Regions from separate parts of the Homo sapiens genome. Here regions 1, 2, 3, 4, 5 and 7 are each linked to region 6. The links are chromatin loops, found by intact Hi-C in ENCODE. Cell type or tissue: heart right ventricle. All regions are shown on one strand. Region 1 overlaps LOC124904475 (a long non-coding RNA gene). Region 2 overlaps LOC124904475 (a long non-coding RNA gene). Region 3 overlaps LOC124904475 (a long non-coding RNA gene). Region 4 overlaps LOC124904475 (a long non-coding RNA gene). Region 5 overlaps LOC124904475 (a long non-coding RNA gene). Region 6 overlaps LOC124904475 (a long non-coding RNA gene). Region 7 has its middle 100 kb from the start of LINC01031.

Region 1 (4,000 bases), 110 kb before region 6:
CTGTTGTTACAAGTAACATTAGTGTTGATATAATAGCAATTTCCAAGGAAAATTGATGTATGAAATGTCAACTCGACTTATTTCTGTTTTCTTCTGATCTCAGTGTCCTAATGTAGTCTGCTAATTTCCATCCTTTTTAGTTCAGTTGTCAGTCAAAGAGAACATTAAAAAGTTGGATTAATAATAGTTCTTCTCATCAAAACGTTATTATGGTCATTTAAAATATTACCCATGGAGGCATATATTACTGTTATCTATTTCTAATTAGAAATTAATTATCTACCACTAATTGGAAATGAAGCACACAGTATTAAATGAGAGTTTAAATAGAATGAAGTCATACTAAATGAGAAATCAGAAAATATCAAAAGAAATCCCCCTCAAAAAATTTTTAAATGGAAAATAAAAAGAATCAAGATGATCTAAAATGCATTAGAGAAAGCATGTTAGAGAGAGGGAAGAAATCTTTATTTCAAAAAATCACTAAAACAGAAAATATAGAGAGAAATAAAACCACTTCCATCTGACATCGAAGAATGCCCATCTCTTAACAGCAAGTATTAAAAATAAGTAGGTCATAAAGATAAGAATGTAAAATGCTATGATATTGGCTCCTTATCTTTAAATGAAATTCTAATTTGACTCTAGCACAAGGAAAGGGAACGGAATATGGTATGTTTTCCCATGCGAGCTGTCAAAATGATAAAACTGAATACTCTCTAAATCAGCTTTTCCATGGACAGCTGGTTCGTCATCATTAGTATGTATATCCTTATTAATATCTAGGCCACTCAACTCTGTAAGAACTAGATGGCTGCTCTTTGAAATTTAGTACTATTCCAATCAATTACAAAGGTCTGTACACAAATATTATGCTATAATGATCAAAGAAGTAGTATTGTTCTCATTGGCTCTTCTACAGAGGAAAAAATATTTTGCTACACCATTCTGCTTTAAAAACATTCTAAAGATTTTTTAATAGTAGAGTATATGCCTTTCAATTTAGATGCCTTCATGCTTGTGTATTTCTTATTTCCTTAGCTCCATGAAGAGCTCAACATACTGTGTGAGCTGGAATGCTTTCTCAACTGTCTGAAGTGGCCTGCCAGGGAGCAGAGGTTCTTTAATTTTAAAATGAACTGGATTAAAATAATTGGCCATAAGATTTGAGTCCTGTTCCTTAGTCATATTTCTTGTAGTCATTAGCAGCCTATATTTGGAAGCACAGAAATCACATAAAAGGAGATTAAGTGATCAATTTCAACATTCATTCTAAATGTAGAAATTGAGGCAAAGACAATTAAATGAATTACCAATGGAGACAATTACCAGAACTAGGCCAAGAATTTGGATCAAAAGCTCAGAACACTTCTCTAGTACCAACAGCATTTATGAACATAAAAATTTTTTCTGATGGCACTTATCAACATGCCCATATGATTTAACCAATGTTGGTATATAATATCTGCTAACTGGACTCCAATTATATTCTGTGGCTTAGAAACAATAAACTTGTTTATTTCTCTCTCCCCCTCTTTTCTTCCTTCTTTCTTTTCTTCTTTCTTTTTCTTTCTTTCCTTTATTTTTCATCTTTTTTTCCCTCACCTAAATGATCATTTAGGTTATTTGAATAATAGGCTGTGCCTCAGGGGTGCGTTCTTCTGATAAAATACAAAATCAGAGGGATTTTTCTCGTCTAAATGCTTTTTAAGTCTTATTTCCTATTCTTGGACTACAGAAACATTTAATTATTCACCTCCTAAATTTCCCCAATTTCTGGACTGTATTTACTTGCATCTCTCTTATCAAACCAGGAACTCTACCCTGAAAACATTTCTTTGTTGCAATACCTAGATACAAGAAGCAGGAAGTAAACAAAACAAGTAACACTCTTGATCTTTTTAATTACCTCCCAAAGTATGTAATTTTTCTGCATTCAGAGTTATCAGAGTTTTACCTAATGTTTTGACACAGTACATCAGTGCTCTCTAACTTTCCAACCTGCTGAATCTATTTTCTTGTAGATCGTGACTTGTCACTTCCCAACTCTGTCAACAGCTATGCTTATGCATTCAGGTTTTGGTTATTGCAGCATCCCAATTCAAGTTTCCAATATCTGTACAACATATTTGCTCCAAAAGTTTAGAATAACTCAAACATGATAGATATTGTATCTCATATAATAATCAAAACTAGTTGGTTGGAGGTGCCAAAGTAAAAATTGCATGAGACAAAGTTAAACACACAAGGAAGACTATTCAAAACTATTGCAATGGGTTAGAGAGAGACTGAACTTAACTCTTCTAGAACAAATGGCAGGAGGGGTTTTTAAATGCTAGGGTAAGCTACTGAAAAACTGCTGGAGATTGTTAGTAGGAAGGTTGGTTAATGGGATATGTTGAGCGTACTGAGTTATTCCTGAGTTTGAAAATGTTCTTCTCTGATTAGGCCATCTGTGTTTGCTAATTGGCTGCCCAGGAAGTTAGGATCCTACACTCCCACAGAGACTGGGAGATAGAAGTGCTGTCTCTTTCCGTCTTTATATTCAAGGAGATGATTCCCACATCCTTGGAAAAGACAATTTTTAGGTCATAAAACTGGCAGGAAGCTGGGAAGGTTTACATACATTTCAAAGGGATCGAGAAAATGTAGAATTGCAAGTTTTTCAAGGTAAATGTCCTAAATGGAAGAAAGTCAGGGACCTATAGTCAGGAAGAACACTTTCTAAAGTTTAGCATAGGCAAGGGAAACATTAAAAGTGTCTTGGACAGGGTAAGAAGAGGGATGTTTGCCACACATAGTTGTCCAGGAATCTAGGCTGATGGAATCTATGCCATACTTAACATAGGCTTGCAAAATCAAGCTTCATCACCAGCTGAAGGAGAAAGAGCAGAAATTATGATGCATATAAATATTTATTGGCCAGAACTAGCAATGGTGGACATCACTTCTGCTCACAATCTGTTCGCAAGAATTCCATTTCGTTGTTCTGTTTTCAAGGGCAGCTAGCAGTTGTGGTCTTGCTCTAATCTAAGGAAGGAGAGAACTGTATGTTGGTGAACAGCTAGCTGTTCTGCCGTGGCCAAGTGTTTACCAGGCTCAATGCCAAACTAACAACTAAATATATGATATTTTTAAAATACTGTGACAACAACCTGAACAGCAAGTATCAGTGTCTTCACTGAATGCAGTACTAAGATTTACAGTATTATTTCTCTAATCTCTCATAATAACTAATAAGTGCTCGAAATTCTTTTGTGTAAAAGCTTTATGACTAAATAGTTCATGATCGACACCTTTGTGCAACACACATACACACACACACAACTCTGAGGGGGAGAATGTATATATGTGTGATGGTGATGTTAGAAAAGTGAAAGAGCATGAGAGAGATGCGGTTTTCCACTTAATTATTTGTTCCTCGTAGTAGATGACTACATGGTACAATATAAGAAGCACTGGAATTAATCCCATATTCTGTTATATTTTTCCTCCATTCTTCCCCAACAGAATTCAACCTTTCTAAATGCTTCTGTCTCCTCTCCCCTTGATCTCTCTCTCCCCTGTTCTATCCTGATAGTTTCAAATTACTCCAACTTTATTCAAATGGTACTTTTAAAAAAACAGAGTAATAAACCTTCAGGAAAGTAAGCGTTATATACAAAAGCAGAAAGTAAGCGTTATATACAAAAGCATGAATATGTAATCAAGAAGACAGAATTAAGGATCAAAGAAAGAGAAAGCTATAAATTAGAGGAAAAGAATACTGAAAGAATACTGTATCTCCAGTAAGTTAAAAATTTGAAGATGTTAATAAATACAGTGTTTTCAGAATTTGGTAATCTCTTAAACAAAGATGGAAGATGTTAAGACACTTAAAGGAAGGAAAACGATGTTCTTTCCAGTTTTCCCTATTGAACTTCATGTTATGCTTGTTTTATGTAATAGACCGCGGTGCATGATATCAAAGAGTATGAAAGCCCTTTCTAAATGACATGGT
Region 2 (4,000 bases), 170 kb before region 6:
CATATAATGGAAAGGCATAATAGGTGAGGTTTTTTCTTCTTAATCAACAGTTTGGTATAATTCATGAACCTGAATATTTCTCTCTTTCACTCTTTTCTTGATTATAAACTCTTGTCTGTTCTTTACTTTGTTGCATGAGAGTTAATACACCCAAATGAGGAAAAGTTTACTTTCCTTGTACCTTTAGCCATAAAGTATTCTTTGATATTTCATAAGACTACATTCTTATAAAACTAAATTATACCGAATGGAGAAAACAAATTTATTTTGTCTGTTGCAGAAGAATTTACAGTAAATAGTGATGAAATTACCACATCTGTCAACTGGCTGCTGAGTATATATGTGAGATATTGATGCCATTTTCCCTCCTAAAGTAGTATTTCCCATTGATTTATGGCTAAGTATATGACTAATAAGAAACTGCCAAATGAAAACACCTGAGCTGATAATTTAAGAAAATACTCAAAGTGAAAATAGAGTCACCAAAGCTTCACAATTAATGTAGTCATGGCTGGATAATTTTTAAGTAGCAAACACGCACACATTTTATTGTTTTACGTGAGGGGATGCAGGATATATAATACTGATTGAGCTCTGCACTAGTGAAATAGAGGCTTCTGGGAGAAAGACACATTTCACACCTCAGGGGCTTTTTGCAAACTGAAATTCATGCTTTTTTTTTTTTGTCAGAGAATTCTGGTCCTAAAGGTTTATCTTTGTCAGATATATCCCATAAATGATTTTATATCTTGATTTTTAGTTCAGCTTCCTACAGAAAAATTTAAGGAATATTTGCATCAAATTATTTATTTTCTTATTTTTATTCTTTTAACATTTAGAACAATTCTGAAGCTAATATCAAGAAACTTTTTTTTTTTTTATAAACTGAGATGAATATGCTTTTACCCACTGGTGATCAGCAAGAAAAGGCCCTCTCTTTGTAATTCTTGGCTTGAATAATTCATTTTAGTATTTCTGTTTCTATCCTTTAGGAAATATTTATAACAAGCTTGCTGCACTTAGTAGCACTTCACATAGCTAATTACTGATATTACCATAGAAGCTAAAATTAAATTTGAAGCAGTAAACAACTTCTTATACAAGTATTTTTCATATGTTAAAGAATTCTGCAAGTATTCTGAACTTGAAATCTAACCTAGGTCTTTGTAGGAGGAATGTTGGGAGAACAATACACATTTATAATTAAAGCTGGAAAAGTAGCTTAAATAAAAGGGAAAGCATTTTGAGCTCTGGTATTTATCTTGAAAATTATATTGGTTATTAGAAGTTTATTTCCTTTGAATACATTTCCATCAATGGAAAGGGCAAAGGAAGAAAAGAGCAGTGGAAAGAAGATATGTTAATGAATTAGACTTCTTAAAAAAGTGCTCACTATGTGCAAAATCATTCTGCTAATGCTTTATGAGCTGGCTCTTATCTGAACCTATTTATGAAATGATAGTAATGTGTTACATAGCAATTGAATCTCAAATTATTTTGTGGCTGAAAATATCCTTCTCCTCTCTGTTTTTGCATAGCTCCAGAGCTTTCAAACTTCAAGTGCTTAAGCTCCAACTCTTCCATTATGCATTTTGCTCCTCTCTCTCTCTCTCTCAAATCCCTGTTGAGGATCGTCTCCATGTACTGGCAGTTTCCTCCAGTCCCTGTGATCATTTCCCTGTGATCATTTGAGGTGATTTAATGACTGGACAAATAAAGATAATTATTTGATAATGTGTTATTTCTCAGATAACATTTCCAATTAAATAGTAATTTTAGTGGGAATTTTAGCAAGTGGAATTAGTGAGAAATGCTCTTGCCACTCAAAATATACTGCAGGAAGCTGACGATGTTGTATAAACAGTCTTGTAGTTTAAAAATATTAACATGTTAATCAACAATATAATAACACATAATTGGGGTAAATTTCAAAGTAAACAAGGTTCTATCATGACAAACTTTCCCCTCCTTCTAGATATCTGCTCCTGGCAATACTCTCCTTAGGCCATCTAGTCCCCTTCTGCACAGTTGATGTCCCCTGGTAATACCCACTTATTGTAGACTGCCCCATGTAGACCTTTTTTCCTCGGCTGCCTTCTTATCCTCAAGTTCACAGTCTGGTCGCTGCTGTATTCCAAGGCAGTGAAAAAAGACTTGTTGAACAGATGAAGGCTGTCATTGTTTTATACAATTGGATCAGTGTAGGTCAAAGCAAGAAAGCAAGGCTAGGTGAGATTTAGTGACTGGTAGGAAATGGTTATCATAGGAAATTATGCCTGTATGAGAGAAAGTCAAGTTCAGGTAATTCAGTATCAGTTGGATTGCTGAAAGGCAAGGAAAATATGTAAGCAAGGACATGCATAGTAATAAAGATGTCTTTTCTGTATCATTTTAATAACTTGTGATGGCATCTTTTATAGCATTTATTACACTTCAGTAGAATTACTGAATTTCTTATCTCTCTCCTTCAAGAGACACTGAATTCCTTGAGTTCATGGATTGTGCCTTTGGTCTTTGCATTCTCAGTGTTCACCATTTAATAATGTCAAGTAAATACATACATATTCAATAATTATAAGTGAATTATTGTTTTAGAAAGATTTCTCTGCCGGAGAGGTTCTTTTATTCTGTACTCTTTGAGACATTGCTTTGTCCTCTACTTGGAAACTTGACTTAGTAAGGCTTACATGTTCATAATTTATACAATCATCAATCATACTATATGTGTGTTGAGGGTGAGGGACCCTAGAGAAAAAAGTGACTCAATTCACATTTTGTAATAAGTTAAATCAGAAAAAGAAATTAGGGATTTGCCTTGAGCCTGGTTTTTCTGTTCCTCCAATAACTTTATAGTCAGGTAATATCCAGTGTTACATAACTTTCTGCTTAAAATAGTTAGAGTGAATAATTCAAAATGGAGAGTAATTATGATCTGCTGGGATTGGATTCAATAGTAAAAATTATAGTCTGCCAAAGTGACCCCTTGTATTTTCCTGCTTGTGTTCTCTACATCCTTACTCCCATTCACTTAGAATCAGATAACTCATGTCATATAAAGTACTAATTTTGTTAATTCAAATAAATCCTTTTACATTTGAGATTAGGATAATTTCTTTTATATATATATATATATATATATATTTTTTTTTTTTTTTTTTTTTTTTCTAGCAACAATGTACTGCCTGGAATATAGTGACCATAAGGGAATTGATAAGGCCTTTTAGATTATCGTCTTAACTAAAGTTAGTATTGGGTTTCAAGACATAAGAGCATAATATTTCTTATGCAATTTAAAAGTGTTACTCTAAAAGAGAGAATTTAGTCCTGGAGAAAGAAAAACTCTTCTGGAGTCAGTGCTTCTAATATTACACTATGTTGCTTAGTCACCATTCTACTTTTTTATCCTTGTGTAAGGAAAACCATACCATCACTGGCATTGTAGAGAAAAGAAACCAAAAAATAATGGCCAAGGCAGCTTTTTGAATATTTTAGAAATTAAATGATGAAGACAATAGGCAAACTATTAGTCTATTAAAATCCCTTTATAAAACTTGAACTCAGATTTTGAAAATTTTATAAAGTTGGATGTATTCGATCTACTTACCCAAAATTTAAAAACTTCACGTGAAGTTTATAACTAGAGTATGTAATTGAGTGTTTCCTGACATGTCTCCTTGAGATGCAATGTTGGATGAAGACATTTATACTGGAAATCCTACAAAGTATTTTTCTGTCCCCTAATAATACTATTGTGTTATTTACGTAAGAGCCATGATTGAGTAGGGACTAAATTTATAGTTAATATATTTGGATAGGGATACACTTTCCTAATCAATTTAAGATTCTCAGTTCCTGAAACATATAGATATGTTTTCTTATGTTTTTTGACCCATTAGGGATTTCAGCAGCAAAAAAAAAAAAATTCAGTCTCTGAAAAATATACTGTTCTTAGTTGGTGTGTAAAGTGCTACCTCTATACTCAACTCTACAAAGTGCAGGA
Region 3 (4,000 bases), 480 kb before region 6:
TTCTGAAAACCAACATTCATACATTTCTGGCTTATAATACTCCCAATACATCTTTACACACTGTTCTTTCTTTAGTTACAAACTCTTTAAAAATATACTGAGGTATAAGATTAAAAATTTATCTTGCTATTACATTCAGATGTTAATCTTCATTTCCAAACCTTAACACAGGATCTGTCCTTTACAGATGTTTCTCTTAATTACTCAAATACTTAGATTCTCTTTCCTTAAGTCTCTCTCTCTCTCTCACCCTCTCACCTCTTTTTCTATTTTATCCATCAGTTTATATATCATCTTCCCTTATGTCTCTCTCTGTCCTGTCATATATTCATAAGGTGATATTTGTACACACACACACACACACACACACACGTACTTATAAACAGCAGCCTCACTGCTAATAGAGGCTCTGGTAACAGAATATGCAGTGTCCATCCACATAGGACAATAAATAGTTAAATTAGATTAGTACTCTTTGGCCCTTAACTTTGAAAGGAAAAGATCACCACGAACTTCTTTACCTTGTCTGGTTAGTTTTCACCCTTCCTTCCCTGGACATCATTTTTTTCTTACCCTGTGTTGGGGAAGCCAACTATCAACCCTTTAGTGAACCCATAGGAAATACTAGATATGAAATAGGAATGTCTCCACTGCTTCCTTCATCTCAGTACAAATGAAAGGAATGTAGGATGAACATTTGAAAGGAAAGCACATTTAAATGTCAATATATTTTCCATCTCCTTTTAATTATCCCTTTTCTTTCTCCTTCTCCATCTGTCTTTAACACATAAACAGGCATGCTCATTTAAAGTGTTATTTCACTCTAGGAGGTACTTTTTAGGAATATGGAAAATTGCTGAAGGAAGAGAAAAACATTAGTAAACCTATATTCCGATTAACGTTGTGAATTATATGAGTTGCTCTTATTTTGAAAGTGGAAGTGAGAATCTCAAGTGTGAAGTAGAGTTAGATGCTCATATGATTTCCTCATAATTCCTTCTCTTTTAGAGAGAGAATATCAGAGAAGAAAAAAAAAATATGTAAGTAAATATAGTAGCATGCAAAATCTACACCTGCCATATATTCAGATTTTACTGTACAACTTAACTTCTGAATCATAAAGGAAGCAGCAAAACTTAGTCTGAATATGTACAAATGGTGTTAACCCAACTTTGTAAGTATAAGAAAATATTTTTATGCATGCATACCTACACTAGGTTTTTCTTACTCTTTGACGTTATTAACTGATATTTTAAAAAATTAAAATGCTACAAAAGTAGGAACTTGTTTTATTATCATTAGCATTCACAGCTTCAAACAGTGTGTGTAAATTTGAAGAAAAATGAGAAGCATATTCTAATACAATGATAGGTACTGTTGCTTGCTATAAGAGGAATATATAATTGAATATTTTCAAGGCTGCTTTTAATTTATTCTCAGTGGAAACTTTTCTCCACTAATTTATCAACGCAGTTTGCCAATTTGAGTTTGGACTTTTTTAGACAAGAAATGCTGTGACCTTTCTAAAGTGTTGGAGGAATAATCTTCTGAGGCACATGATAATAATTATGATTTGTTACTCACTAATGCTACACAAGAGTTTACGTTGTTAACCAAATGATTTTAACCAAAATTTTGAGTACCGTTACTATCAGAGATGCGGCCCTCTTTTTTGGGGGGGTTATTTTTTAACCTTTTTAATTAAAAAAACAGTTTTAACTTTTAGATGCAGGGGATACATGTGCAGGTTTGTTACGTGACAGGCATAATTTTTACCTTTATATTGTTATTTTTCTGTGCTGAGTTTTCTGAATACAGAGATTATATGTATATACAAGAAAGAAAACCAAATTTTCTAATTGCCCTAAATGTGCAATAGAAATTACAGAGAGGAAAAAAAAAACATGAATCAAGCATTAAGCCATTAAACTGTACCTAATAGGCATTTATTCAATGGGCATTATGAATGTGAGTCGTGCCCCATTTAAAATCTAACTGAAATGATTGCACATTTCATTAGTGAAGATAATTACCAGTTTATTCTTTCCCCCCAAAATCATATATGTATGAAAAACACCATTAGAAGGTAAACAGTACTTTTAAGGAAGGAAGTAAACATGACCTATTTAAGTAGGGTCAGTAGAGGAACATCTGTTTCCCCTTTCTTTGTCTTTTTTTTTTTTTTTTTTTTTTTAACAATTGAGACTTCAAAAAATAATTCCCAATTTTATCCCACAAATTCAATGTGTGAAATAATTTATTTTTCCAATGCATTCAACATCAGTTTCTTAATGTTAAAAACAAACTCAAGAATACTCAAATGACTTACAAATGTGAACATTCAGTATCTCTATTTACACAGAAATGGGATGTCTTCAATCCCTAAATCTCTGATTGGGTAATGAGGAGGAGGATCAGTGTTCTTGCTCTAGTTTTATAACTAACCGGCTGTGCAACTTGGAGAAATAACTGAACCCCTCTGGGCTTCTATGGTTAATTAAGAGAACTCGAAGATTTACAGGCTCTTTTTCAGCTTAGAACAATTTTGTCATTCTGTTGTAAAAACACCAACATATACATACTCAAGCATATGTCAGTGTCCAGTAACTAATTGCCCAGTAATTTCTCGTATGAAGAGCTTTATATTAATTTCCAAAATAGATGGCATCTGCAAAACGTGTTTTGGTGGTAGGAGGGGTTTGGATTAATCTCAATCTAATTCTATTCGATTTTTTGAGAATTAAATGTGATTATCTCCTTGATCCAAAATGTAATAATACATGAATACTTACTGAGTGCCTATTATATGCCAAATATGGTGTTCTATATGAAGGCTACAATGCTGAGCAGTGCTGACTATGAACCTGCCTTCATGGCACTTATAGTCTAGCAAAGAGACAGGTATTAAAGTGTAATTCTATCATTAAACCATAAAGCTTAAGTCATAAATCTTCTCAATTTAGTCCATCACCAGCAACCACCAAACCAAACACATGCAACAAATAATTTTTTAAAACAAAACATACCTTCATGCTCATGAACCGAAATGTCCTCAGAGTCCAGAGAATGGTGAAAACATTTCCAGATTCTTGGCTTTGCCTGATGGTATTCTGTTTATATGGTAGCCTTCCTTAATCCTCTCTTCCTTTGTTCCTTAATTTCTAGGCTTCAACCTGTTTAAACAAAAAGTGTAGTTTTATTTCAACTAAGTCTGAAATCCTCTTTCCTGTCCTTGTTCCTCAAATTTGTAAGATAAAGCATCATTTTGTTTTGGGTTTTCTATTTTTTTCTGCATGCAAGATTTCTGTGAGACCATTCAACACTTTTCAATATGGATGATTTCTTACAACTTGTCTTCAATGCATTTTTATTCAAAAAGACAACCTTCCCTCTGGAGCTGGGAATGGGGGAAGACAGAGCTGTCTGGTGGGTGCCTTTAGGTCATCAGAAAAACCATAATAATGGATATGCAATTACAAACAAATTTTAAGTATTGTGAATTTGTTTTCAAAAACTTTTCAGGGAAGACTTACCTGAGAAGTGACGAAATCATGGGAAAATTGGAAACTGGTGTGACTGCAGCAGCATTTAAGAGAGGGAGGCCGGGCATGGTAGCTCATGCCTTTAATCCCAACACTTGGGGAGGCCAAAGAGGGCAGACCACCTGAGGTCAGGAGTTCGAGACTAGCCTGGATAACATGGTGAAACCCCATCTCTACTAAAAATACAAAAATTAGCTGGACATGGTGGCCTGTGCCTGTAATCCAAGCTACTCAGGAAGCTGAGGCAGGAGGATAGCTTGAACCTGGGAGGTGGAGATTGCAGTGAGTGGAGATAGCACCACTGCACTCCAGCCTGGGCAACAGAGTGAGACCAAAAAAAAAGAGGGAGGGAAAGAAACATGAGAACACTTTTCTTAGAAAACTACAAAGTAGTACACCAGGATAATATTTACTCCCACAAAAAAAAGATTTTGATAACAAAAACAACATACACTAGA
Region 4 (4,000 bases), 120 kb before region 6:
GAAGTGATTTCATGAACACTAAATTAAAGTCTATGTACTTCTCTATATAAATAATTATTTAGAATTGAACTGCTGAAGTGAAGGGAAGAAAAATCTTGAATACATACATAATCTCTAAAATATATTCCTCTATGCAGGACATTTTCATAGAGATATTTGCGGTGACTACACATTAAAAGTGATGTGTGTGTGTGCATGTGTGTGCATGCACACATAAGTATATAATGTATAATTACATATTGGACTGTTGTATATATATATACTTGTAAGAGAAAAGATGTTTTGTTAAGCACTACTATACAGATATGTAAATAAATAAAAATATAATACTGAAAAGAAGTTTAATTTTTAAATAACAGAATGTACATATGACAAAATGGGTAATAAGAATATGAGATGGCCTAGGATAAGTGCCAAATTTGTGGTGTGGAAACAAGTTGTGCAAGAAGGAGCTTTAAGAAGGAAGGCAGCATTCCCTACAGGGCAGAGCAGTTAGAAGGTAGGCTGGGTTAGGCCCCATACAGATTTCTGCACATGGGAAATCAGAGAAGGGAAGAAGCAACACAGGGGCCACAGAGTACGTAGTTGGTAAAGAATGCCAGAGGGACGACCTCTAGCAACATCAGCAAGGCTATGTGGTAAGCAAGAGGTTTGCACAGGTTGTAAAGTGAGCTGTGACACACTGTGGTCCAGTAGGATATCATCTGAATTCAAAGGTCAGAAGATTCAATCAGCACGCTGGCAATACTGTCCTCCCATTTAGAGCTCTTTAAACATACCACTGTGGCAACAAAAAAGCCAGCATGGATTACAGCACCAATGCCAGAGTTTTCTCTGAAACACCTATGTGCTTTGTTGGTGACTGGTCTTCCCAGCTCTTGCAGTCTCCTTAGCATTGCTCTGTGCTCTAGATTTGGCATGTTTTTATAGCTCTTGCCACTATTGATGACTGACTTTAACTCCTCTACTTATTTATGTCTCCTTGCTGCATGGTCTGAGAAAGAGGAATCCTTGCTGGTCCTGGGCTCATGGCACAGACTTCTCACTCTCAGGCCCCATAGGAGGGGAATCCATAATATCAGGCACACAATGATAGTCTATTCAACATTAGGTGTCTAAAACTATAAATAATCAGGAGTAAGGAAACTATGAAATCTCTCATCAACTTTATTTTTGCCTTTATTTTTAAAAGACAAACAATGAAACAGAGAATTGTTTGCCGTTTTTTAAAAAGCAACCCAGTGCCATCCTCTGCCTATATTTTATTTTTCATTCTCTCATCTTCTGCTACTCCAAACTATGCTGCTGACAAGACTACCTACTTACCACAGCTCATGTTCTCTGCTTGCTCCCATTCCAAGCCATTTCACAAATCCTCACCTCTCTCCAAATAGCTTTCTCAATCTTCTTTCCAAAAATATGTCACTAGCTTCTCCAAGAACTTACTGACTCCTCTCCTTTCCCTGACAGTTTCTGAAAACCCTTCCAAAAAAGTTTGCCTGGCACTCCAGTCATTCCAGCAAACACTTTTACTGACACTGTGCCAGATTTCCAAAGTGTCCTCTCCTCTGCCTTCTTCTTGTCTAAAGTGTATCCATTCATCCAATTGCAATACCAGCTCACATTTATCTTCATGGACCTGACCACCCCAGCCTGAAGTTAGCACTCCCTTTCCTGAACTTTTGTAAAATTTATTGTCTGAATAATTCATCTGGCAATGAATCATATTATGCCTTGTGACATCTCTTTTATAATTGTTTGTTGCTGTTATTTAAGCTCTTTTCCCCTTCTTCACATGATTATGTGTATTGTCTTTCCTCACAAAACAGCACCTACATGTTTTATATTCTCGACTGTTCCTAGCTCACAGCACTAAAATGTAGACATTTAGTAAATATCTATTGATCCGAGTTGATTTGTATTTTATTGAAACTTGTATGAAGTCTCTCTCATTATTCTGCATTTTTACTTTTTTTTTTTTTTTTTTCAGACAGGGCTCTTGTAGCCCGGGCTGGAGTGCAGTGGTGCAATTTTGCCTCAATGCAGCCTCAGCCTCCTGGGTTCAAGCAATCCTTCCACCTTAGCCTCCCAAATAGCTGGGACTACAGGCATGTGCCACAACACCTGGCTAAGTTTTGTATTTCTGGTAGAGATGAGGTTTTGCCATGTTACCCAGGCTGGTCTTGAACTCCTGAGCTAAAGCGATCCACCTGCCTTGGCCTGCTGAAGTGCTGGGATTACAGTTCATTTTTCCATTTTATCTTATTTAAGGGGTTATAGGTGATTAGTCCAGTCCCTCAAAGACCTATTTCTGCTTCAGCCTATTTTATCTATGAGTGGAAGGATTTTGAGCAGTTAGAAGGGAGGATCAGAATGAACAGAGTCAGAATATTAATGAGAACAACGTATCTTAGTGTAGTTGAATCATAGAACATGTAAAAGGAGGTAAGAAGATAGTGATGAGGTCATTTGATTAGTAATCTAATGAAAATCTACTTAAAATGCATATACCCAAAGGTTCCAACAAAAATTTAAAAGTATTAATAATTTTAAAAATAAAGATTCTAATATTCAAAGTTGCATAGTTTCTGTCACAGTTAATAGAGTTGCAGTTTGTATAGCATGAATGAAACAAAACCAAAACCTGTCATTCTAATGTTTTTTCATATTGGTCAAGGGATTGTCAGTCATAGAAGTGTTGTAGACATGGTGAATATCAAATCTAGCATAACATCCTTGAGAATGAGATTGAGATAAATGGGGAGAACGGCTGCACAGTTAGATTGTTTCATAGCAGGTGATAAAATGTACCCAAAGTGCTTACTGATGAATCAGTGCCAGGCTGGATGAAGGATTCTGGAGATTTTATGTAAGTGTCCTTCATAGTCTTTGCACTGGTCAACATTTATTCAAGGACTTTGGCATTGTGAAAGAAGGTTTATGATCATCCAGTAGCAAGAAGAGATTGGGTTAAACAGTTGGTACCTGGGGCATAATTTACAGGAGGAAATAAGAAGATAGATGATAGATAGATAGATAGATAGAGATATGAAACCTTGCACCTAGCTTCCATTATGAATTTCACAGATATAGGCTTATTAAGGGAGGGTGTGGTGAGGCTACATATAAACAAACATAGGATTTTAGTTGACTTAAGTTCTGTACAAACTGGAGTATTATCTTGAGTTATAGGTGCTACATTTAAAATTTTTGTTTGGCTTAATTTTGTTTTAATTAGATTTTATTTAGGAGAAATCCATTAAAATATTGAAGGTACTTAAAACTAGTTGGATGGGAGATAAGAAAGGAAGTGGGGTTGTGGGTTATTAATCTTTAAAAGGAGAATACTTTGTAGGATTGAACTGGCTGCCTTCAGATATTTGAAAAATTGCCACAGCAAAGAGCAATTACATTCATTGTGCTACAGCACTGGAAGGCAGAGCAAGAATCGATGAACAGAAGTTATGAGGAGATGGATTTTGGTTAAATGTAAGGAAGAACTAACATTTAGAGCCAAAATCAGGTAAGCTAGCCACTGTTAGCTTTTATGCGCCCTGAAAAATATCATCTGGGGAATCCATTTAACAGAAACCTATTAGATTAAATAGTCCTTCAGATCCCTTTCCCATCTGAGGCTAATTCTAAGACCATTTTCATTTTCAGATGCATGTTGGATGGTATCATCTTTCAATTACTAGTCTTACTGTATGAAAATACAGAAAACCCATCACACACATAGGAAGGGTGTCTTTCCTATGTATCATGGAAGCTTCTTACAGTTGATGTGAGAAATGTACCTAATTTGAGATTTTACTTTAAAATTGCTTCTATGTCTTTCCTTGCTAAAGTATCTATTTTTAGTATTTATAATTACCTATTAAAAATATAAGGAGACTAAAATAGGAAGACCACATATCTGAATTATGTCTTCAGAAAAATTTTCTGTTAGATTATAAGGCTCTGATTTCCCAGTATTTCATTGACATCTTAATTTCACGGA
Region 5 (4,000 bases), 410 kb before region 6:
CCTTCCTAGCAAATTGAGAAGGCTTATGCCAAGACTCAATTTCTAACAGGAAGTTTATTATTCTCAAGGGAACACACTTTGGGGAGAGAAGCATTATATTAAAAATAATGGATATACTTTCTCATCTTGAAACATACTTATGAGCCTCAAGGGCAAAGTAGAGGTTCCCTAGAAGAGAGCTACAGAAATGAAGAAGAATGAGGACTGAGCTCTTTCTGCGGGTAACCACCATTGATGTATTGGCTGTAATATGGAGCCAGGTTGACATTTTGTTTTAAATATTTTTCTTCTGATGGGTTTAATTTCATTACATTTCCTAGCTCCACCCATGGGCACTACGTTTTATGAAGTCAAAATGAGTCAGTAACCATCTCCCTATAAACATAGCAAAAACTGACAGACACTAGTGTTGGAAACATTTTCAGTCCTGTGATTGTGGTTTGAGTTTTGGATGTAGCTCACAGTAGATGGACCTTGGTAGCCAGGAAGATAATAGTATTTTTTATGAATCAATAATGCCTTAGTTTACAAGTCTAGTTTTAGGTCCTTATAAATGTGCTTAAAAAGACAAGATACAGACTGTAAAGTTGAAAAAGTTAATAACCCAATTTCAGTTCTACTTGTGTCAGTTATGAGCCACATGATCTTGGAAAAATAGTTTATCTGAGCTTTAGATTTCTTATCACTAAAGTAAAAATAATTTTAAAAAAGCAATTGCTGTTTATCTCGCATTCACCATGGGTCTGCTTGTATTCTAAGTGCTTTACAAATATCAACACATTTAATTATAAGAAAATTGTGAGATAATATTATTATTTTTATTTTATTGATGCAGAGACTGAGGTATCACAAGGTAAATCACTTCCTCAGTGTCACAAGAAGTAAGGGGTAAATGGGAGAGCAGGCAGTCTGGCTCACATCTATGTATGTTTTTAACTACTCTAATGTTAATTATGCCACCTTAGAGGGTTTTATGAGGATAGAGGAAGATAAAAATATTTGCACTCTTCATTTATTGCTTAACAAAAGTGCACATGGTTGATACGTGAGGTCTTATCAGGAGCGTGAGCCATTACTTCCTGAGATAGCCGAATAGTTTGTTCATGTGTGTCCTGGCCTATTGCTTCTTCCTTATGAGATGAGAAATAAATTTCTAGAATAGACCCTGGCCTGGGAATCCAGCATAGTTCTTTAATGAATGAGATTTTAAGGTAGGTAGGAATTGGTTTCTACATAGGGTCCTGGGAAGAGGAATTGATATCGTTCTGGGATGGTATCATGGTTGAACATGAATGTGTTATGTCTTAGGATTTGCCTGAATATATGGCCAACACTTTTTTTCTCAATCAGGTAATTATTTCCTTGGATGGTCTACTATTTTAAATAGAATGAAAAAGAAAAAAAGTTGTAATTTAGGATAGCTCATAGAAAGAAAAATGTCAATTCCTTAAAATGGATGTGAAAGAGAAAAAAAAAGTGAGGAATTTGATTTATGGACTGAATCTGATTTATGCACTGAATTATCCAGAACAGTCTAATCCCTGGAAAAAAAATAGAAACCTCGGTGACTCAACACAATAAAAGCTTATTTTGCACCATGGTCTGGTATGGGACCTTTGGGGGCATCTCTTCTCCAAGCAGTGACTTTGGAATTCTGGCTCCTTCTATCTGTGGCTCTGCACTCCCCTAGGTCCTTAGAAGAGAAAGAGAGTGGGAACATTTTATAAGCCAAACTTATCAGTGGCTTACACTGTTCTGCTCACATTTTGTTTATCAGATCTCAGACACATGCCTCAACCTAAGCATAAGGGAGACTGGGAAATGTAACCCACCTCTGCCAAGGAGAAAAAAAGATACAGTTCAGGGGACTACTTATTAGTCTGCCACAGGAAACTAAGCTCAATAATCAAAGAACAAAAGATAGCTTAGTTTCTCTGGTAGATCATATTTTTGGCCCTAATTATTTATTCTTTGATTCCCTCTGAGAGATTAGACATTCTCCCCAATTTCATGTAACTTGCAGAGTCCCCAACTGTGGAAGGAATATACTTGCTCTCTCCATTGAAATTAAACTTGCTATGCTACTTGCTTTAGCCAATAAGATGCAAATTATACCACTTTCTGGCAGAAACTTTAAGAGCCATTGAATTTTTGGCTACTGCTCCTTTTTCTGTGCCATAAGAACAGCATGTCCCCGAAAGAGCTGGTCCTTCAACCTGTACTCTGGAATGAGAAGACCTGTAGAGCAGAGCCAAATAGAGCTGAATAGAGTAGATTGGAGCTGCAGCAGCTGCAGCTAACCAACAGCTTCCAGTATAAAGCAGGAGTTAGGAAATCAATGCTTGCTCTGAAAAGCCACTGACAATTTAGAGTTATTTCTCATATCAACAAATTGAACTAAAAAGTCTTCATTTGGCATATGAGTAATTCCATTGCAGGTAAGAACATTAAAGTTGGAGCAGTGCTGATGAGTAAGAGATACAAACCAATCTTTATTTTTCAGAGCTGACTCTCACAATTGATGTTAGTTTATATTTGAGGTATGTAAAGGCCCTCTACTTATTCTGCAAATAGTCAATCAACTAGCCATGTCATTCTCCTCCAACTGCTTTATTTCTAACTGAAATGAAATTTCTAGCAATAAGGTCACTAAGTAGTCAGAAACTAAACATGTTGTTAATAATGATAATTATGTACAAATTATCATTCTAAGAATAGGTAAATATTATTAAGGGAGAGTGAGAAGGCCTGGGAGCAGGGATTAATTACAGACAGTCTTCCAGTAATTTAAGAACAAATATGGCCAGGTGCAGTGGCTCACACCTGTAAGCCCAGCACTTTGGGAGACTGAAGCACGTGGATCACTTGAGGTCAGGAGTTTAAGACCAGCATGCCCAACATGGAGAAACCTGGTCTCTACTAAAAATACGAAAATTAGCTAAACGTGGTGCATGCCTGTAGTCCCAGCTACTTGGGAGACTGAGACAGGAGAATCACTTGAATCCAGGAGGCAGAAGCTGCAGTGAGCCAAGACTGCACCATTGTACTCTAGCCTGGGCAACAGATCTATTTATGTCTCAAAAATAAACAAACCCCACACATAGTAAAAATTGCTGTAATATTTTTAATACCTTGGGATATTAAAAGCAAAGTTTTGAGCAAGTAGAACAAAAATAGTTATGTTTTAATAAAAGAAGGAGAATAGGACGTGTCAGGGGCATATTGAGGACTAGCAGGCCTGAGTAGAGCTCTGAGGACTGCTGGGGAGGAAATGGCACAAGGACTGGGGGGTCTCTGGATTGGGACGGTGGGTAATTAGGAAGCTATTGGGGTATAAGAGGAGTACTTTATCCATAGTTGGCCCTATTTACCATTGTTGACAGATTTTACAAATAGTTTGAACTATATAGTGATAAAACTTGGATGAAAATATCATAAATTCATTGGCTATTGGTTATATAAATGGAATCATTACAATGGTTATATAAGTAGATTTGAGATTTGCCATTAGTTTTTTTTTTCTTTAAAATATTAGGCTATACGCTATAATGTAAATTGATGTTTTTCTGGCATATTTGTTTATTAAAATTATGTTGTATAGTGTAGTTACATGTTTGGGCATAAGCTCGGATAGGGTATAAGGTTTAGATGAGCACTAGGTCATCTTAATGATATCACATTTGGTTTGAATTGAATGATATTCTGATGTTGGGCAAACTTTAGGTTTGACCCTGGGTGATGTTAGTGGTAGGTTTCTTTTACTGGTTGCAAATAACAGAAAATCCAACTTGAAGTAGCTTTCATGATAAAGAAAATTTGTTGTTCACATCACTGAAAACACTAGAGCCATGTCAGGTTTCAGGCTTGGTTTAATAATAAACTGGCTTTGACTCGGTTTCTTTGTGATATTGTCTCAGCTCTGCCTTGTGTCATGTGTCTGCTGTCATCTTAGGCTGGCATCCTAAGTATGACTGCCAGCAATAATCTGGGCTGCATGCTT
Region 6 (4,000 bases):
TTCTGCTATGACCCTGATTATCACATTATTAATGTTCCAATTCTTTTAGTTGAAGGAAGTGAGACTCAGAAAATCTAAGTGTATTTGAAGGAGAGAAATGTGGTGGTTTGAATTGTTTTAATCTGGTTCAGCTGGGATCTATGTTTCCTAGAGTTCTCTTCCCAGAGTGGTTCCAGGTTTGAGTTGGCTGGATGAAAACATTCACGTCACTTGGAAAGCAAAAGTGGAGCAGAGCCTACTGTTCCCTGAAGTTTGTGGTCAGATGTAGTAAGGGACAAATGCAGAGGTACCTGCCCAGTCACGCTTGTCCTTGCTCTCTTCTGTGTCATGCTGCCCTTTTTTCTGACTAATGACTCCTTTGACAAATAGTGGTTACAGGCCTAACACAAGATGCTTTACTGAAAAGTCATAGTATTTGATGGAAAGAGGCAGAAGCTAGCATCTTTAGTGGATAATGCTTGTGATGAAAGTCCATGTGGAACATGAGGTCCAACTATCACAGTCATTCCAATTATTTTAGCTGAGGCCAGAGACCTGTCACCTCCAGTCCCAGTCAAGGCCTTCAAATGACTGCAGCCATATGAGTGTCTCCAGGCAAGAACAACAGAGGAAACACATTCTCAAATCTTGAGAAATAATGCATTATTGTTGTTTTAAGCCACTAAGTTTGGGGATTTTTTAAAATGCAGCACATAGAAATGAATACACATAAGTAGAGCATTGCAATAGTAATAATTTTGAAAAGCTTAAAATATATGACATTACCTTTGGAAAATGACGATAGGAAGAATCTACAAGGGAGTCAAAAAAGCTTCTACTGGAGACTAATAAAGCCCTGAGAAAAGCCATCAGAAGCTCGAGAAAAGGAAATCTTTTCTCCAGCAGAAAATTTGGCAAATGTTGGCAGAAAAATTGGCAAAATATTGCCTGTGGCAACTTGGAAGATAGAAGCTGGTAAGAACTGTTGGATCTGTCTAAGGAAGCTTTCGGGGAGAGCGTTGACAATGCCAATTGGCTTCTTTTAGTGTCATCTGGTCAGATATGGGAAGAAAGAGATAATCTAAAAATAGAATTGTACTGTTTTCAAACAGAGCTTTGAGGAAATAATGAGGACCAATTTTTTTTTGTTTGGAAAAATAAATCATCTCCTTAGTCTCCTCAGTCAGCATAACTTGATTAAAGTGAGACCTAGTGCTACAATTGAAATAAAGGTATATCTATAATACCTTTTGTTAAGACTTTGAAAAATGTGAAATGGTGTCAAGTAAACACTCTTATCTAGAGCAAAAGCATTCTAAAAATCACAGGAGTGTTTTCAAAATGCCCTCACATGCCCCGAAATAACATTGGATAGAACTCCAAGTAGGTAACAGGGCTAATCCCAAGTGGCACTAATATAAGAGCTACTAGATTTCCATCACGACTTTTAGTGTGGTTTGTTATGAAATACTAGGTAACTAATGCAAGCTACTCTTCATAATTATGTGTAACTGGAAGTGGGATTTAATCCTCATTCAATAGTCTTTTAGAATAATAAAATTAATGTGACCCCTAAACTCAATTTTAGAACTACAAACAGATATTTTTAGAGTAAGTCTTCTTGGGAAAATCCCACTCTCCAAAGGGCTTACAATGTCAGTGCTGGTCACTTTTCTTCAGTATTGTAACATGAATCACTTTTGAGAGAATGAGATTCACAGCCACTATCAGAAGCCAGGGACCTGGTATAAGTGAGTATGCTACCCATGCTACTTCCAAATCTGGAAGAGGCATTTTCTAATTCAAACAGTAAACTCAAATTTTCCACCTTTAGATAGCAGCATCATCTCCATCTAACACCAAGCCGCTGGCCCTGCCTGACTGCTGGGTGTTAGATTTAGGCAAGTCTCCTCTAACTCTGCCCGGAATCAAGGTCATCTTGCTCCCTGAGGGGCTACCGCATGGTGCAGGCTGCGTGTAGGCTTGGAGTCACACGTGACTGGCAGGCTGCCATCTTGGAAACCCTCCCCACTCAGTGCTGCCAATCTCCATGTTAGTGCTGCCAAGGTGCTGAAACTGATGGTTTCTGTTGAAGAAAGACAGTCACCCTGTTTTACGTCAACCCTGACCACAGCTGCAGTGATGACATTCCTGGTTTAATAGTGGTTCCTCATGGGGCGCAAGGGTAAAAAAAAAAAAAAGTGAAGAGAAAAACTTCCTTCTTAAACTTACTAATTGTTGCCTTCCACCAAGCCATGCTAATTAGAATGTACGTATAAAAATTGTTTGCCCTCACAAACACAACTGTTGTTTATGAAGCAGATCTGGAGTAACAAAGTAGCTTAAAGCAAGAGAGATGCCCAGCATCTGCAAGAGACTCTTTCCTGAACCAGCCCCACTCTAACTAGCACTGGCCATATCTAGGTTTCTCTTGCCATATGGTGAGTACCTGCCTAGGGGCCCTGAGTATCTAGTTCAACTGCTGAACATAGGTTGTGCCATTTCAACCTAACATATTATAATCTAATACTATTGAACCCTAAAAGGGGCAAAATTGGAGTTTCTTTTCTTTTTCTCAAATGACACATTGGTGTATGTGAAAATGTACTCTTCCCAAACAATGCTTGTGTTCCACATCTAAGGAGGGTAAAAATAATGTGGTCAGTGGAAAGGAAACAAAAAGTGGCAAAAAAATTATTTCTAGCAGATGAGCTATCAGTCTCAAAATTGATTCATTATTTCACAACACCTGGAGTGACTGTCAAGTCTCCCTTAAGTGTTTTATGCTCTTTATGGGCTTAAGATTTTCTTTCTATGTCTAAAGTATGAGAAAAAGAGATACTTAAAGGATATTTTAAAGGCGGAAAAGAAGCCGTAAGGATTTTCTTTCATAAAATCTGGAGAGGACTACTCTGTTTCTGAACTGTCAATCTAACATCTACTAAAACATTTTGGCATCCATTTCCCTCGGAGTTGTCAAATGTGTCATTGATGATAGTTTTGCATCATAGAAGGGAAAGGGGATATTAAGAGCTTAATTCTCAACATTTGTCAGTTAGTGGTGTCACCGATGGCTTAAGGAAGAGGAAGTCTAATTTCTGGGAACGTGTCACCTGAGGTCTTGCAGGGTGACGGAGTGTGTGAAGAGGGAAAGGGAATGGGTATTTATTGAAGGTTTATTATGCGTTTACTGCTTCCATATTTCAAATTCTCCCCAAGTCTATGATAACAAACTTGTCTTCCAGTTTCACAAGAGAGAACTGTCGCCCAAAACGGTCAAGTAAATTTCCAGAGGTCCCATACCCCTTAGAGTACCCTGGGATGGGGGTTCAGGATGAGCTAACTCTAGAGGCTATGCTCTCCTCACTGAATCATATTACTTAGTACATGTGTGGAGACATGTGTATAATGAGAGGACATGAATATGCTATTTCTCTTCATAAAGCCATAGGTAAATAACAAGCATGGTAATCAAGATTATAAGAAAATGAATAGGTGGCCCAAATCCCTAAATGAAGATATTATGTGTTATAAAATATTAAATATTATAATAGTTTAAGCTATTATGAGGAGTACTGCTGCTGCCAGCAAGACTATCATTTTATCCCCAACAGGAAATTATTTTTAAAAATGTGATGTGTTTATTTTAAAGCCCCTGGGCATATGTACAAGAACACAAACAACATTTACATATCTATTATCTATAAACTGACACTGCATTTGCCAGGCATTTGACACAATTAAGCAAATGCTTGACTGAACAGATGGGTCTTATAAGGATCCCTAAGGGCATGTCTACATTAACTATGCCAAGGGGGGCTAATGCACCCATTTGGCATCTGCATGCATTTTCCCATCAGCAAATACACTACTGCTTTGCATGGTTGCAAATGGGTCCATTTTTGTCCCAGAGGACAAAACATAAATGGATTGAGCTATTTCTGGTTTGTTCTACCTTTGTCTTTTTTTCTTTTGAAATGTATTCCTAACAATAGATTACATCCTGTAATTGTTTCTTGTT
Region 7 (4,000 bases), 660 kb before region 6:
TTGACATTGTTTGCCACTACACACTGTTGCTCAGCAATGCTGGAATAAACTTTCTTGCTCATAACATTTTTGAGCCTTTGTCAAATTTTTTTTTTGGATACTTTTCTAAAAATAGACTTTTAGGATTAATGTGCATGCATTTTAAAGCATTTTGATATACTCTACAGTTATTTTATCAAGCGAAAATTTCTGTTACCGTAAAGGACATTTTCCTGATCCCTCCTAGTTATTTGATCATTTTGTTCTCGGTAACATAAACAACTCTTCTTTCACATGCCAACGTGTGTCTTGGATGACCACTAGAGGTCGTCTAACAAATTAAATATTTCACTTGTGGCTCACATTTTTCAGTCAGAGGTTGACCTTTGTGTAAATCAGAGAGAAAAATAGTCTAGAGTTAATGCTTGCTAACTCCAATAACATTTAACATTAAAGTCAAATCTCTTTCCTCCCTCCACACCATCACCCACTTTTTAAAAAATGCCTTTGTGTCTGTGGATAACTCAACAGCCTTTGACTGTATTTTCTCTGTAGTAGAGAGGTTGTTTATGGCTTATTTGGAATATGTTTCTTTTTCTTGCACTTACTTGTTACTTTCACATATTTGGTCTCTTATACTTACTTAGTTTATGCCAAACAGCAAATCTAAGAAATCTTGAAGTAAAAATGCCTGTAAATTATTTTGAGCTGTTTTATTAAGGTGGTAGTTTTGCTATTGCATTTCTCCTGCCCCTCTATAATGATGTAGACTATATATGGAGGTACCAGAATTTAAGCAATTGGCATTGCTTTGTTAATACATTTACATCTTGATGAATATGCCATCATCATCATCATTTTTGGAGGCTGCAGTAATTACATGTTATAACCATTTAACATTGGTTTAAATATGTGAGAATTATTTCTTTCTATGCGCTATCATTCTATACATACGGGAAATAAGACAGAAAAGATTACGCAGCAAATATAAACGATTAAAAAATTTAAAAAGTTATGTTCTAAAAATCATCTATGATTTGTTTGGAGATAGGTTAGAGGTGACAAACACCATCTGTGATGGTAAGTTTTATGTGTTAATATGACTAGGCCATGGGATGCCCTGATGTCTGTTTAGATGTTATTTCTAGGTATGTCTATGAGGATGTTTCTGGGAGAGATTGACATTTAAACTGGTAAATTAAGTAAAGCAGATGGCCCTCCCCAAAGAGCATCATTCAATTCTTTGAGCGCCTGAAAATAACTGGATGGGCATCATCCAATTTTTTTATGTTTTGACAATGTCTAGTTCTGTCACCCAGGCTGGAGTGCAGTGGGGTGATCTCTGCTCACTGTACAACCTCTGCTTCCCGTTCAAGCAATTCTCCTGCCTCAGCCTCCCGAGTAGCTGAGACTATAGGCGCACGCTGCCACGCCTGGCTAAGTTTTTGTATTTTAGTAGAGAAGGGGTTTCACCGTGTTGCCAGACTGGTCTCGAACTCTGAGCTCAGGCAATCCGCCTGCCTCGGCCTCCCAAAGTGCTAGGATTACAGGTGTGAGCCACCGCACCTGGTCGGGCATCATCCAATTCTTTGAACACCTGAAAAGAACAAAAAGGCAGAGGAAGATTGGATTTGTGCTCTCCTCTGCCTGTCTGCTTGAATTGGACGTCAGTCTTCTGTCCTCGGTGCTCCTTGTTCTTAAGCCTTCAGGCTGGGTCCGGAGTCTACATCATCGGTCCTCTGGCTCTCAGGCCTTTGAACTACACCACAGGCTTTTCTGGGTCTACGGCTTGCAGATGTCAGATCATAGGACTTCTCAGCCTCTGTAATCAGTGAGTCAATAACTTATTGATATAAGTTATCTCTATAACCGTCTGTCTATCTATCGATCTATCTATCTATCTATCTATCTATCTATCTATCTATCTATCTATCCATCCATCCATCCATCATCTGTCTATCTCTCTATCTACCTAATCTCTATAGGTTCTGTTTCTCTGGAGAATCCTAATTCACCATTTAAATATACACTTGCTAGATATAGGAACATTAGTTTGTATTTGGAACATTTAGATAGTTATCCATATATCAACAAAGTTGTTATAGTGATCAAGGCAGCAGTGAGCCTCCTATTTTCTTCTCTGTCAGACGTTTTGTCCTACCAAACCCATGGCTGGAATTGCTCCAAAAGTGGCGGCAGGGGAATTTCTGCAGGGAAGTTCCCCAAACCATCCAGAGATGGGGCTGGTTAAGATTCTAAAGAAAGAAGCACTAAACGCCAGGGTGATGAATCTAAGGAATTTATTAGGGGAACTTACAGAGCGCTGCTCCAGTCCTTGTGGCGGACAGTGAGAGAAAGGGGCTGTTCTACCTAGGTATGTCTGAAATGAGGGAGTCATGTAGGAAGTTTTTATCAAGGGTTGAGGAATTTGGCTCAGGGCCCGGGGCCAGTTTCTTTTAGTGTTTTGAGCAACAACCTAGATAACTTTTTCAGTGTCTGGAAATGTTCAAGGCCGTGGTTTCGGTTCAAGCCTGCTGGAAAAAACTGCAGCTGGCGAGGTCACAGAGCAGCCAAGGCACTTCATGATTTGGGGTCAGGACATAGAAAGAAAGGGTGAGGGTGAGTCTGGGGGAACCTGCACAGAAGTAACAGGTTTATCTAAATGGTATATGTAATATAATGTAAATTATATGTATTTTTTGTTATAGTTACATTTTTATAGCACACACATATATGTAGACTTCATGTTTTTTTTAAGGTTAAAGACTTATGATAGTTGGTAGTAAGCTAATTTTTTCATCTTCTTTCCCTGTATTATGTGGAAGAGATTCTTTAGCAATCAATCTTTTAAGATATGGACTCCTTTTTAAAAACACACAATAAAATATCATTTTCCTAGAATCATTCAACTTCTCACTTCTTAATTCATATCCCATTTTCCTCCCAAACAATAAAAAAATTCACATAATATCGTCTGGCAATAATTTCTTGGAAGGCCTTTCATCATGGAAAAATGCCTTCAGTTTGGGTAGGTGCAGTGGTACAAATAACATTTGATTTCAGGGTGACCAGAAAACTATCAAACTAAATTGGCTGCTTATTGAAAAACACTCCTTGTATAATCTTTTTTCCTTACCTATAATCTTGTATTGGCAATGGCATAAGTACTGTGAAAGTTCTTCACAGTTTTCAAGCCTTTTGTTCTTAGGACACCTTTAGACTCTTAAAAATTATTGAGGCCCCTGAAGAGCTTTTGTTTATGTGTGTTATACCTAAGTATGTTTAGTAGATTCAAACTAAAAACTGAGAATATCTAAAAATATGTATTGATAATTTATTTTAAAAAATCCCATTACATGTTAAAATAAATAACATTTTAATAAAAATCTTATTTTCCAAAACTAAAAAAAAAAAAAAAAAGAAAAAACACTTTAGTTAGACGAGTGGCATTGTTTCACATTTTTGCAAGTTCCTTTAATGTCCGGATTAACTGAAGACAGCTAGATTCTGATATCTGTTTCTGCGTTCAATTTCTTGCAATATCACTGATCATGGAGCCTCTGAAAAACTTCGCTATATGCTGATGAAAGAATGAAAATAGAACAGTCAAATAGTATCTTAGTATGATTATGAAAATAGTTTTCACCTCATGGACTCCCTGAAAAGGTCTTAAGGACCCACAGGGGTTCCAGGCCATACTTTGTGAACCACTGTGATAGATTATACAAATGTGGCTATCCTTATACATCTTTATTGTAGAATAAAAACATTCATGAGAACCATTATTGCAGAGTGGTATAGGAGTGTTACAGTCTAGGGTTTGAAGAGCAGCTCTGCTATTCAGTTGTTTTGATATATTGGGAGAGTTAAACTTTTAAACCTCAGTTTCCTCATCTGAAAAATGGGGATAATAATATGTACTTCATGGGTTGTTTTTAAGGATTGGTATTCTTAGATACCTTCAATCTTTTGTGGTTTTAGTTATTATAAAGTTATTACTGAGAAACTGATGGACTTTGGG

Evidence for each region. Hi-C counts contacts between places; a loop is a spot of excess contacts. Peaks named below come from ENCODE experiments on the same cell type or tissue, not always from the same donor. Only the 100,000 strongest peaks of a DNase experiment are listed, where the experiment ranks them.
Region 1: a loop joins it to region 6, with 2.0 times the contacts of the local background. A loop is called at or near these places in 14 of 110 quality-filtered maps.
Region 2: it touches region 6 in a loop (2.1-fold over the local background); 3 of 110 quality-filtered maps call a loop at or near these places.
Region 3: a loop joins it to region 6, with 3.0 times the contacts of the local background. A loop is called at or near these places in 3 of 110 quality-filtered maps.
Region 4: a loop joins it to region 6, with 16 times the contacts of the local background. A loop is called at or near these places in 8 of 110 quality-filtered maps.
Region 5: it touches region 6 in a loop (17-fold over the local background); 5 of 110 quality-filtered maps call a loop at or near these places.
Region 7: it touches region 6 in a loop (3-fold over the local background); 12 of 110 quality-filtered maps call a loop at or near these places.

What each region holds. Positions count from the first base shown.
Region 1 is chr1:193,962,641-193,966,640 of GRCh38, forward strand. The region is part of intron 5 of LOC124904475 (a long non-coding RNA gene); the gene reads left to right. Among named protein-coding and RNA genes, the nearest start is that of LINC01031, 660 kb to the left of the region's middle. RefSeq lists an enhancer at 3,249-3,418. In heart right ventricle, no CTCF peak of the experiment used is centred here; no DNase peak of the experiment used is centred here.
Region 2 is chr1:193,893,471-193,897,470 of GRCh38, forward strand. The region is part of intron 4 of LOC124904475 (a long non-coding RNA gene); the gene reads left to right. Among named protein-coding and RNA genes, the nearest start is that of LINC01031, 590 kb to the left of the region's middle. In heart right ventricle, no CTCF peak of the experiment used is centred here; no DNase peak of the experiment used is centred here.
Region 3 is chr1:193,592,569-193,596,568 of GRCh38, forward strand. The region is part of intron 3 of LOC124904475 (a long non-coding RNA gene); the gene reads left to right. Among named protein-coding and RNA genes, the nearest start is that of LINC01031, 290 kb to the left of the region's middle. In heart right ventricle, no CTCF peak of the experiment used is centred here; no DNase peak of the experiment used is centred here.
Region 4 is chr1:193,951,619-193,955,618 of GRCh38, forward strand. All of the region lies in intron 5 of LOC124904475 (a long non-coding RNA gene), which reads left to right. Among named protein-coding and RNA genes, the nearest start is that of LINC01031, 650 kb to the left of the region's middle. In heart right ventricle, no CTCF peak of the experiment used is centred here; no DNase peak of the experiment used is centred here; H3K27ac peaks cover 1,970 bases.
Region 5 is chr1:193,656,691-193,660,690 of GRCh38, forward strand. The region is part of intron 3 of LOC124904475 (a long non-coding RNA gene); the gene reads left to right. Among named protein-coding and RNA genes, the nearest start is that of LINC01031, 350 kb to the left of the region's middle. In heart right ventricle, no CTCF peak of the experiment used is centred here; no DNase peak of the experiment used is centred here.
Region 6 is chr1:194,067,644-194,071,643 of GRCh38, forward strand. All of the region lies in intron 5 of LOC124904475 (a long non-coding RNA gene), which reads left to right. Among named protein-coding and RNA genes, the nearest start is that of LINC01031, 760 kb to the left of the region's middle. In heart right ventricle, no CTCF peak of the experiment used is centred here; DNase peaks (open chromatin) are centred at 249 and 1,988; H3K27ac peaks cover 3,420 bases.
Region 7 is chr1:193,406,709-193,410,708 of GRCh38, forward strand. No RefSeq gene overlaps it. Among named protein-coding and RNA genes, the nearest start is that of LINC01031, 100 kb to the left of the region's middle. In heart right ventricle, a CTCF peak has its summit at 284 (motif pointing right); DNase peaks (open chromatin) are centred at 1,547 and 2,423; H3K4me3 peaks cover 914 bases; H3K27ac peaks cover 1,464 bases.